3 separate regions of the Homo sapiens genome follow, and all the other regions are linked to region 2. The links are chromatin contacts, found by Hi-C or POLR2A ChIA-PET in ENCODE. All regions are on one chromosome and are shown on one strand. Each heading gives the region's core, a stretch centred on a gene start or an enhancer-like site at or near the end of the contact. The rest is flanking DNA. Distances are from core to core; before and after follow the strand shown. Region 1 overlaps KPNB1 (karyopherin subunit beta 1). Region 2 holds the start of NFE2L1 (NFE2 like bZIP transcription factor 1). Region 3 holds the start of TBX21 (T-box transcription factor 21).

Region 1 (2,840 bases), core at 213-2,712, 390 kb before region 2:
AGCTTAGGTTTTTCCTTTTGCAGTCCAAAGTGTGGAATGTTGTTGGGTTTTTTTAAATTATAGGGCATGGTGGTGCATACTGGTACTCCAGCTACTTCAGAGGCTAAGGCGGGAGGATTGCTTGAGTCCAGTTATTCAAGGCCAGCCTGGGCAACAAAGTCAGATATCGTCCCTTAAAAAAAAGAAAGGAATAGGCTGGGCGATGTGGCTTAAGCCTGTAATCCCAGCACTTTGGGAGGCTGAGGCGGGTGGATCATCAGGTCAGGAGTTTGAGACCAGCCTGACGAACATGGTGAAACCCCATCTCTACTAAAAATACAAAAAAATTAGCCGGGTGTGGTGGCGTGCGCCTGTAATCCCAGCTACTCAGGAGGCTGAGGCAGGAGAATCACTTGAACCTGGGAGGCAGAGGTTGCAGTGAGCCGAGATTGCAGCACTGTATTCCAGCCTGGGCGACAGAGCAAGACTGTCTCAAAAAAAATAAAAAATAAAAAAAATAAAAGAAAGAAATTATGGTATGTACTATATATGTTGGTTTACTTTGGTTTCTTTTAAGATTGTGTGAATCTTTTGCCTTGTACTAAAGATTTTGTGGAGGCCGGGTGCTGGGGCTCACATCCAGTAATCCCAACACTTTGGGCCACCAAGGCAAGAGGATCACTTGAAGCCAGGAGTTTGAGACTAGCCTGTGCAACGTAACAAAACCCTGTCTCTAAAAAAATTTCTGTGGAGAAGAACAACTGAGTTGTTAACCAGTTTTGTGAGCTCTTGTGTTTACAGGGCTTATAATGGAAAAAAAATAATGAAAAATGAAATAAATAAAAATTATAGCAATTGGTCTGTTTCATACCACCTTAGGAAGGTGTTTTTAAGAAACAGGATATATAGCCAGGTGCTTTGGCACATGCCTGTAATCCCAGCTACTTGGGAAGCTGAGGTGGGAGGATCACTTGAGCCTGGGAGTTCAAGGCTCAAGATTTCACCACTGTACTTCAGCCTGGGCAACAGTGCAAGACTCTGTCTCCAAAAAAAAAAAATATATATATATGTATATGTATGTGTATGTATAATATATATGTAAACATTTTGGCTGAAAATGCAATGAATAACATAAAATTTACCATCTTAAATCATTTTTAAATGTATAGTTAGTTAAGTAGATTCACATTGCTGTGGAAACAATCTCCAGAACTTTTTCATCTTGCAAAACTGAAACTGTACATACTGAACAACAACTCCTCATTTCCCCCTTTCTCAGCCACTGGTAACGACCATTTTACTTTCAGTTTCTATGTATTTTACTACTCTAACGAAATACCTTACGTAAGTGGAATCATATTTGTCTTTTTGCGACTGGTTTGTTTTACTTAGTATGATGTCCTCGAGATTCATCTAAGGGGTAGCATTTGTCAAAATTGGCTTTTTAAGGGTGATTAATATTCCATTATATGTATATGCCACATTTTGTTTATCTAGTCTTCCATCCATGGCCATTTGGTTTGCATCCACCTTTTGGCTATTGTGGGTAATGCTGCTATGAACATGGGCATGCATGTGTATCTTTGAGACTCTGCTTTCAGTTCTTTAGGGTAAATACCGACAAGTAAAATTGCCAGGGTCATGGTCTGAAAGTATTTCTGTATATATGTTTGTTGACACTTCAGCTGGGTTTTTACCATTTCTTGACTTTGGAAAGGTCTGAAACCCCAGAGCAAATGGCAATTCTAATTGATTAGAAAACTGGATTTTTCCTTAATAGATTTTGGAAGATTTAGGAGGGTAGCACATAAAGTTCATTCTCCCTTTTCTCACCACATTTGATGTGAATTTGCTACCTCTCAGAAAACAAATTTGGTCTCTGAAATAAAGCAGATGTTTTGAATTCTCTTATATAAGGAAACTGATTTTCCTACATGTAAATTTTTATCTTTTAACCATTTTTATTTAAAACTTGTGACCTACATTTTTCTGTTTCCTCCCTGAAGTCTTTGTTAGTGGTCATTTTGGAGATTAAAAGATTAGGGACCTCATTGGAGGGCAAGTCACATAGCAGACACCGAAGGTAAACTCTTTATAGCCTTTATAGTGCTGTACCATCTCAAGGGAGAGTGGCTTGATTGTACCAGGCAGGGCTGTGTGGGGCCCTGAGGGGGAGTGAGAGGTTTTCCTTGTAGAGGGAGTCTGGAAATCTTCCTACGTACAGGTTATGCTCTCCTAATTCTCTTTATTTTTATTCCTCCTACAGTCTGAAAGGCACTTTATTATGCAGGTGGTCTGTGAAGCCACACAGTGTCCAGATACGAGGGTAAGTGTGAGGTTATATGAAAAATCTGTCTTACATCTTTCTTAGGAAATGTCAAATCTAATATAAGTTTGAAATACTGGGAATCAGTTGACTTCAGCAATAAGGTTTGATTAATATTGTTACTAATAATTAATATTCTGGCTGGGCATGGTGGCTCACACCTGTAATCCCAGCACTTAGGGAGGCCATGGCAGGCAGTTCACCTGAGGTTAGGAGTTTCATACCAGTCTGGCCAACATGGTGAAACCCTGTCTCTACTAAAAATAAAAAAAAATTAGCTGGGTGTGGTGGCACGTGCCTGTAGTCCCAGCTGCTGGGGAGGCTGAGGTACAAGAATCGCTTGAACCTGGGAGGTGGAGGTTGCAGTGAGCCAAGATCATGCCACTGCAAACAGACTCCATCTCAAAAAATAATAATGATAATTAATAAAAACATTAGAGAAGAGGGAAGAATTGTCATGGAAGTTGCCATCCTCTTAAAAAAGGTTTAAGGTGCCAGTGTGGTGGCTCACACTATAATCCCAGCAATTTGGGAG
Region 2 (2,700 bases), core at 75-2,574:
TTTTAAGAATTCCATGAGTGGTTTGCTGGTGTACGTTTATTATATGCAGTGAAAGTACTTAATCTGCAAACCACCCCAAATTAAGCCCCTAACTCGCAAGCACAAAATGGACTCGATTATTTACTGAGTTATCAGTTGGCCTTGTCCTTAGTTGTACAGGGACTAATGACTCACCTATAAATAATGGGCTCTTCTAAGAAGACACAGTTGAGTTGACACCTCTTTGTCCTATAGCTGGGAGGAACGCATTGCAAACGCCAACCCAATGATTCCCTAAATGGGGTCTTCGCATCAGCTGCGTTAAAATCACCCCAGCAGGCAGGTTATCCGGCCGCCACTCCAGGGTCATTAAATCAGACTCTCCAGTGGGACCTCGGAATTCGTAGCTTAGCAAGCTCCCCAAGTGATGCTGGGAGTAAACTAACGTTTGAGAGTCACAAACATGTTTTGGCAATATAACCAGATGGGACTGGAGAAATTAAAAAATGAGAAACATCCCTAAAAAAGCAAGACTAAGCTGCGTGGGAGGCCAAACGAGGGGGGTCCTTTGGGCTGTTTCTACCATGACAAAAATCGCCATTACCCCACACCTCTCACACCGCCAACGTTCCGCCAACGTTCCGCCAACGTCCCACCACCCTCATGATATCCGTCCGCGGTACTGCTCCAGCGAAGGTACCCTTGCCTGGGCCATGAGGCGCAACCGTCCCTCACAGCTGGGGTGGCTTCTCCAGGTTCGCACCGAGGGGAAGTTGGGGTACCGGTTTCCGCCGCCAGCACCCAAGATGGCGGCACGAGCGTCGCAACCACAAGAACCACATGCTTCGTGTCCCGCCTCAGCATTCTCGGGTCTCACTAGACTTTTGCAAGTCACTGTGGGAACCCTCAAGGCGAGGGTGTTCCGCACTCTGGCGGCGATACACCTTCCTATTCCCTGACCTAGGCCTTCATTCCCCCGCCACAGAAAGCGCTGGAAGCGCCCAACCTGGATACTTCACCCAACGCCCAAGCCCACTAACATCGCCCGCCGCGAAGGCGCGGCCGAGGGGCCCAGAATGCCAGACACTAGGGCCTTCGCCCTCCTCATTGGTGGGTCCATACCGCGGGGCGGGCCTAGGTACTCATTGGGCCGGGAATTATGTCAGTCTTGGGAAATCAGGTCCGGGGATGAGGAGGTACACTCAGCCATTGGGCCCTCTCTGCTGCCAATCAGAGGGACATCCGTCGACGGCCCCGGCCTCGGCTCGTTGATTGGAGAAACTGTTCCTAGGGTGTTTGCGGCGGGCGGGTTTCCGAGTGCGGTAGCAGGAGGGGGCGGGGAGGTAAGCGGAGGCTCCGAGCTCTAGGCCGGCCGGCGGTGGCGGCGGCGAGGCCGGGACTCGGGCTTAGGGCCTGCTGTGGAGGCAGCGGCGGACGCCGAGCTAAGCAGTGGGTATCGGGCACATTCCTTTCCCAGAAGGGAGGGTTGCAGCGCCGCGGGGCCGAGGCTTATGGGGCGACGGGATGGTGCTGAGGTGCAGGAGGCGGGGGCCGAGCGGGGTTCCCGCCAGAGCCCGGCCCTGGGCCTGACAGGGAGGGGCCCCGCGCGGGGCCGAGAGGAAAGCTGGCTCCGGGGTGGGATGGACTGGGCAGGGTTGAGGGCACGAGAAGGCGTGGTGTGAGGCCTGGACTTGGGAGTGGGGTGGGGCCATCGGGACGGAGGGCGGGGTGGGGTTTGCTGTAAGGGTGGGTCAAGGCCAGGGAAGTAGCACTTGTTCGCTGGCCGCCCCTGGAGGCTAGAAGCTCCGGCGCCGAGAGTGGGCATGGCGACTTGGTCTCAGCCGGACTCGGGTATCCGGGCAGGGTGGGACCAGCCTCAGGCTATGGGCCCTGCACCTACTTGATTTTTAAGGGACTTTGTCCGGTTCCTCGAACTTAATTGGCTCCTGGGAGGTTTTAGTAATAAATTGCGTGAGAACGGGAGGGTAGCGTAAGCAGGAATTCTGGGTCGCAATTGTGTTTACTCTGACCAGAGAGAGGGAGTGTGAGTGTGTGTGTGTGCGCACGTTCGTGTGTGTACGTATAGCTCGCTCTCCCCCTGTAGAATGAAGTTGGTAGATGGGTCACAACGCAGGAGAGGAGAGGCGGTATGTCTTGGTTTGTGACATTAATGGAAGCTCAAAAGTGGAGACCAGAAACAGATTTACTTCCTCTGCACTGGGCAGTCTGGCTAGAGAACGTGGCCATATCCTTCTGCTTTGGCTCAGAAGGTCATATGAATGAAAATAAAACCTGCCTATGCAAATTCTGGACGGAATAGTCCTGCGTAGTAGGGCCCCCACCATCCCTCTCCTTTTTTTCTTTCCTTTTCTTTTCTTTCTTTTTTTTCTTTTTTTGAGACGGAGTTTTGCTCTTGTTGCCCAGGCTGGAGTGCAGTGGCGCGATATCGGCCCACCACAACCTCCGTTTCCTGGGTTCAAGCGATTCTCCTGTCTCAGCCTCCCGAGTAGCTGGGATTACAGGCATGCGCCACCACGCCCGGCTAATTTTTGTATTTTTAGTTGAGATGGGGTTTCTCCATGTTGTTCAGGCTGGTCTCAAACTCCCGACCTCGGGTGATCCGCCCTCCTCGGCCTCCCGAAGTGCTGGGATTACAGGCGTCGGCCCTTTTCCTTTTTTTTCTTTTGTAAGTTGTGAGGATAGGAAAGGGAAATCAGATTT
Region 3 (2,996 bases), core at 497-2,996, 320 kb before region 2:
CCTGTGTTTCTGGTACTGTCATGTATCCGGTCTCCAACCTCAAAAGATGTGCTGATTCTCTCTCCCCCAAGCCTCCCTGGGTCATGCCCACCTCCTGGAGTCCCCAGCTTTGCCTTTGCCTGCCAACTTGCCTCTTGGTTCAGCTCTATTTGGGAGCAGAGAGTCCCCATAGGCCCCTAAGGGTGAAGCCCTGTCAGGCTGGGACAGAAATGTAGAGCTGGGGCCAGTTCCCAGGGGAGAACTGGGGAGGACTGGGGTGAAGGTAGAGAGAGGAGAAGTTAAACTTTAACATGACAAAAATATTAAAGTATTTTTCAAAGTACTCTTAAAAATGTAAATCTTTATCTATATACTGATATGCAAAATATTCCATGACACCTTGTGGAGTGAAAAAAAAGTACACATTATAAAGCAGCATGTGTAGTGTTTATATAAATTATATATTTGTGCATGTGTGCAAAAGACAGAGACAGAGAGTATATAAGGAGTGAGGTCTCAGAGGGTGTTCACTGAAATGTTAATCCTGTTTGGCTTTAGGGGGTGGAATTTGGGGTGATTTATACAGTCTTGTTTTTACTTTTCTGTGCTGCTTAAATTTCCTATATAAGTATGTTTCATCTTTATACACAGGAAAACTCCCAATGATGCTATTTTCAATTGGGGGGGGGGAAACGGATAGTTTTCATCATAAAAGGAGTCTAATACATTAGTTAACATAAAAGGAAAATGGAGAAAGAAAAGCCTCCATCGTCCTATCTCCGAGGCAGCCCTTCAGAGCATGTGGTGGGTTTCCTTCCTGTCAGCCGGCTCTGAATCTGTTCAAAGCAGCTTTTCCATCCAGGTATAATAATAGATTGGAAAGTGCTGCACACGTACACCCTCTCATGTAAGGCTTGCAGCCCCCCTGAAAAGTAGATCTGTTTATTTCCCCCAGTCTATGGATGAGGCACGTGAGGTTGACTTTCAGGCAAGGAAAATGACTTGCCTGGGTCACATATACCTGGCAGGCAGAGCCAGACCTGGGACTCTCAGCACTGGCAGCCCAATGCTACTTCCAGTGCCCATGACTGCCATGCAGGGTAGGGGAGCTTTTGTGGGCCCTGCCAGGCCCAGCTCAGGGCCCTGCAAACCCCTGGCTGCTGCTGATGCAGTGCGCTTTAAGGAACATTTCCTGTTGTCCATCAGGTTCCAGGTCTGCCCCCAGGGCTAGAGCTACAAGATGCAGCCAACTCAGCACATGTGGACCTCTGGTGGGGAGAAAGAGGGCAACCCGAAAGGTCACTTAGCACAGAGTCTGGGCACACAGTAGGTATCAATAAAGATCGATTGAATGTTCATGGTCAAAGTTGCTTCTAGTGTGCCCGTGCTCCGAGCCTCTGAGTGCCAGGAGAATGCCCAGCGAGTCCCACTTGGGCCATCTCGGAAGGCTTCCTGTAGGAGAGGGCCTTTGAGCTGAGACTTCAAAGCTGGGCTGAATTTCCCCGAGGGTCCAGAAGAGAGCCACGGGCTGGTGTGTCAGGCAGCGGAGCTGACACTCCCAGAAAGCAAGATCTTCGAACTACAGGGTGCGCGCAGGCTCTCGCTTCTCTCCACCATGGGGGGCCCTGCAGTACTCGCCAAGAGCGTAGAATTTGCCTAGTATTAGCCACGAGAGGGCGGGGTGGGGCGAGGCGGAGCAGGGCCGAGGTGGCGGAGTGGGGGGGAGCCGGAGAGCTTCATAAAGCCACAGCAAAGCGCTGCGACTCTAGTGACAGCGGCCCGCTGGAGAGGAAGCCCGAGAGCTGCCGCGCGCCTGCCGGACGAGGGCGTAGAAGCCAGGCGTCAGAGCCCGGGCTCCGGTGGGGTCCCCCACCCGGCCCTCGGGTCCCCCGCCCCCTGCTCCCTGCCCATCCCAGCCCACGCGACCCTCTCGCGCGCGGAGGGGCGGGTCCTCGACGGCTACGGGAAGGTGCCAGCCCGCCCCGGATGGGCATCGTGGAGCCGGGTTGCGGAGACATGCTGACGGGCACCGAGCCGATGCCGGGGAGCGACGAGGGCCGGGCGCCTGGCGCCGACCCGCAGCACCGCTACTTCTACCCGGAGCCGGGCGCGCAGGACGCGGACGAGCGTCGCGGGGGCGGCAGCCTGGGGTCTCCCTACCCGGGGGGCGCCTTGGTGCCCGCCCCGCCGAGCCGCTTCCTTGGAGCCTACGCCTACCCGCCGCGACCCCAGGCGGCCGGCTTCCCCGGCGCGGGCGAGTCCTTCCCGCCGCCCGCGGACGCCGAGGGCTACCAGCCGGGCGAGGGCTACGCCGCCCCGGACCCGCGCGCCGGGCTCTACCCGGGGCCGCGTGAGGACTACGCGCTACCCGCGGGACTGGAGGTGTCGGGGAAACTGAGGGTCGCGCTCAACAACCACCTGTTGTGGTCCAAGTTTAATCAGCACCAGACAGAGATGATCATCACCAAGCAGGGACGGTGAGTGCGGCGCGCCGGCCCTTGGGGCCTCTGTGCCCGCGCCGGAACAAGAACGTCTCGTCTGTTTTTCTGGCTCGACAATGCTTCTGACTCCGTGTCCCTCACTGCTTTGGCTTCAGCGTAGGGAGACAGGGGAATGGGGTTGTTAGGAGGACAGGGAAAGCTCCGGAGGGGCGTCTGTGCCCAGGCTGTTGCACCAACAGCCAGAGGACTCACAAGGGAGACGGGTGAGTGCGGGACAGTGAGAAGTCACCTTGATTTAGGGGAAGGGTGACTGTGGCTTCACCTAGAATTGGTGTGCGCCCCTGCCCCACTCTCTACTGTAGAGGAGTCGCAGCGGGCAGTGAAAGCCTGTGCTCTGGGCGGACAGGACGCCTGGGCCTCCTGTGTGGGAAACTGGAGGGGAAGGGAGCCCCTTATCTCCGGGCCCCCTGCGCCCACCTCCCCCGGCTCCTTTGCTGCTGGTGTGCTCAGGTCAGCTTTAGTGGTGGTAGTGGTGGTGGTAGCGGTGGTGGTGGTGTGTGTGTACGGGGGGAGATT

The links. A loop is a pair of places that touch in the nucleus more often than their neighbours do. ChIA-PET counts read pairs that join two places held with the same protein, here RNA polymerase II (POLR2A). Pooled maps may share reads with other maps.
Region 1: a loop to region 2 is called in a pooled map, with 4 times the contacts of the local background. The contact joins the enhancer-like site here to the promoter of NFE2L1 in region 2. A Hi-C loop is called at or near these places in 1 of 168 maps with a recorded cell type or tissue (CD4-positive, alpha-beta T cell) and 2 of 50 pooled maps. POLR2A ChIA-PET finds 5 or more read pairs at or near these places in 4 of 52 experiments (Caco-2, GM10248, HCT116 and 1 more).
Region 3: a map of CD8-positive, alpha-beta T cell shows a loop between it and region 2 (20-fold over the local background). The contact joins the promoter of TBX21 here to the promoter of NFE2L1 in region 2. A Hi-C loop is called at or near these places in 1 of 168 maps with a recorded cell type or tissue (CD8-positive, alpha-beta T cell), 1 of 37 single-sample maps with no recorded cell type and 4 of 50 pooled maps. POLR2A ChIA-PET finds 5 or more read pairs at or near these places in 1 of 52 experiments (activated T-cell).

Annotation. Positions count from the first base shown.
Region 1 is chr17:47,658,874-47,661,713 of GRCh38, forward strand. It overlaps KPNB1 (karyopherin subunit beta 1), which reads left to right. Exons shown (of 22, transcript NM_002265.6): 6 at 2,246-2,305. Among named protein-coding and RNA genes, the nearest start is that of KPNB1, 10 kb to the left of the region's middle. RefSeq lists an enhancer at 1,285-1,434. Within about 2 kb of position 1,463, at least 7 of the 41 ENCODE cell types and tissues checked have a DNase peak (open chromatin) inside an H3K27ac peak, as active enhancers do; they include CD4-positive, alpha-beta T cell, where a contact is called at or near this core.
Region 2 is chr17:48,047,035-48,049,734 of GRCh38, forward strand. It overlaps NFE2L1 (NFE2 like bZIP transcription factor 1), which reads left to right and starts at 1,325. Exons shown (of 6, transcript NM_003204.3): 1 at 1,325-1,428. It overlaps NFE2L1-DT (NFE2L1 divergent transcript), which reads right to left and starts at 1,019. Exons shown (of 2, transcript NR_170231.1): 1 at 591-1,019. It also overlaps a transcript of COPZ2 not described here. RefSeq lists enhancers at 97-700, 545-734, 701-1,302, 805-1,044, 1,303-1,904 and a silencer at 1,455-1,734.
Region 3 is chr17:47,731,490-47,734,485 of GRCh38, forward strand. TBX21 (T-box transcription factor 21) reads left to right here and starts at 1,747. Exons shown (of 6, transcript NM_013351.2): 1 at 1,747-2,456. The coding sequence starts at 1,966. RefSeq lists a promoter at 1-1,754, silencers at 1,566-2,105, 2,136-2,305 and an enhancer at 2,486-2,535.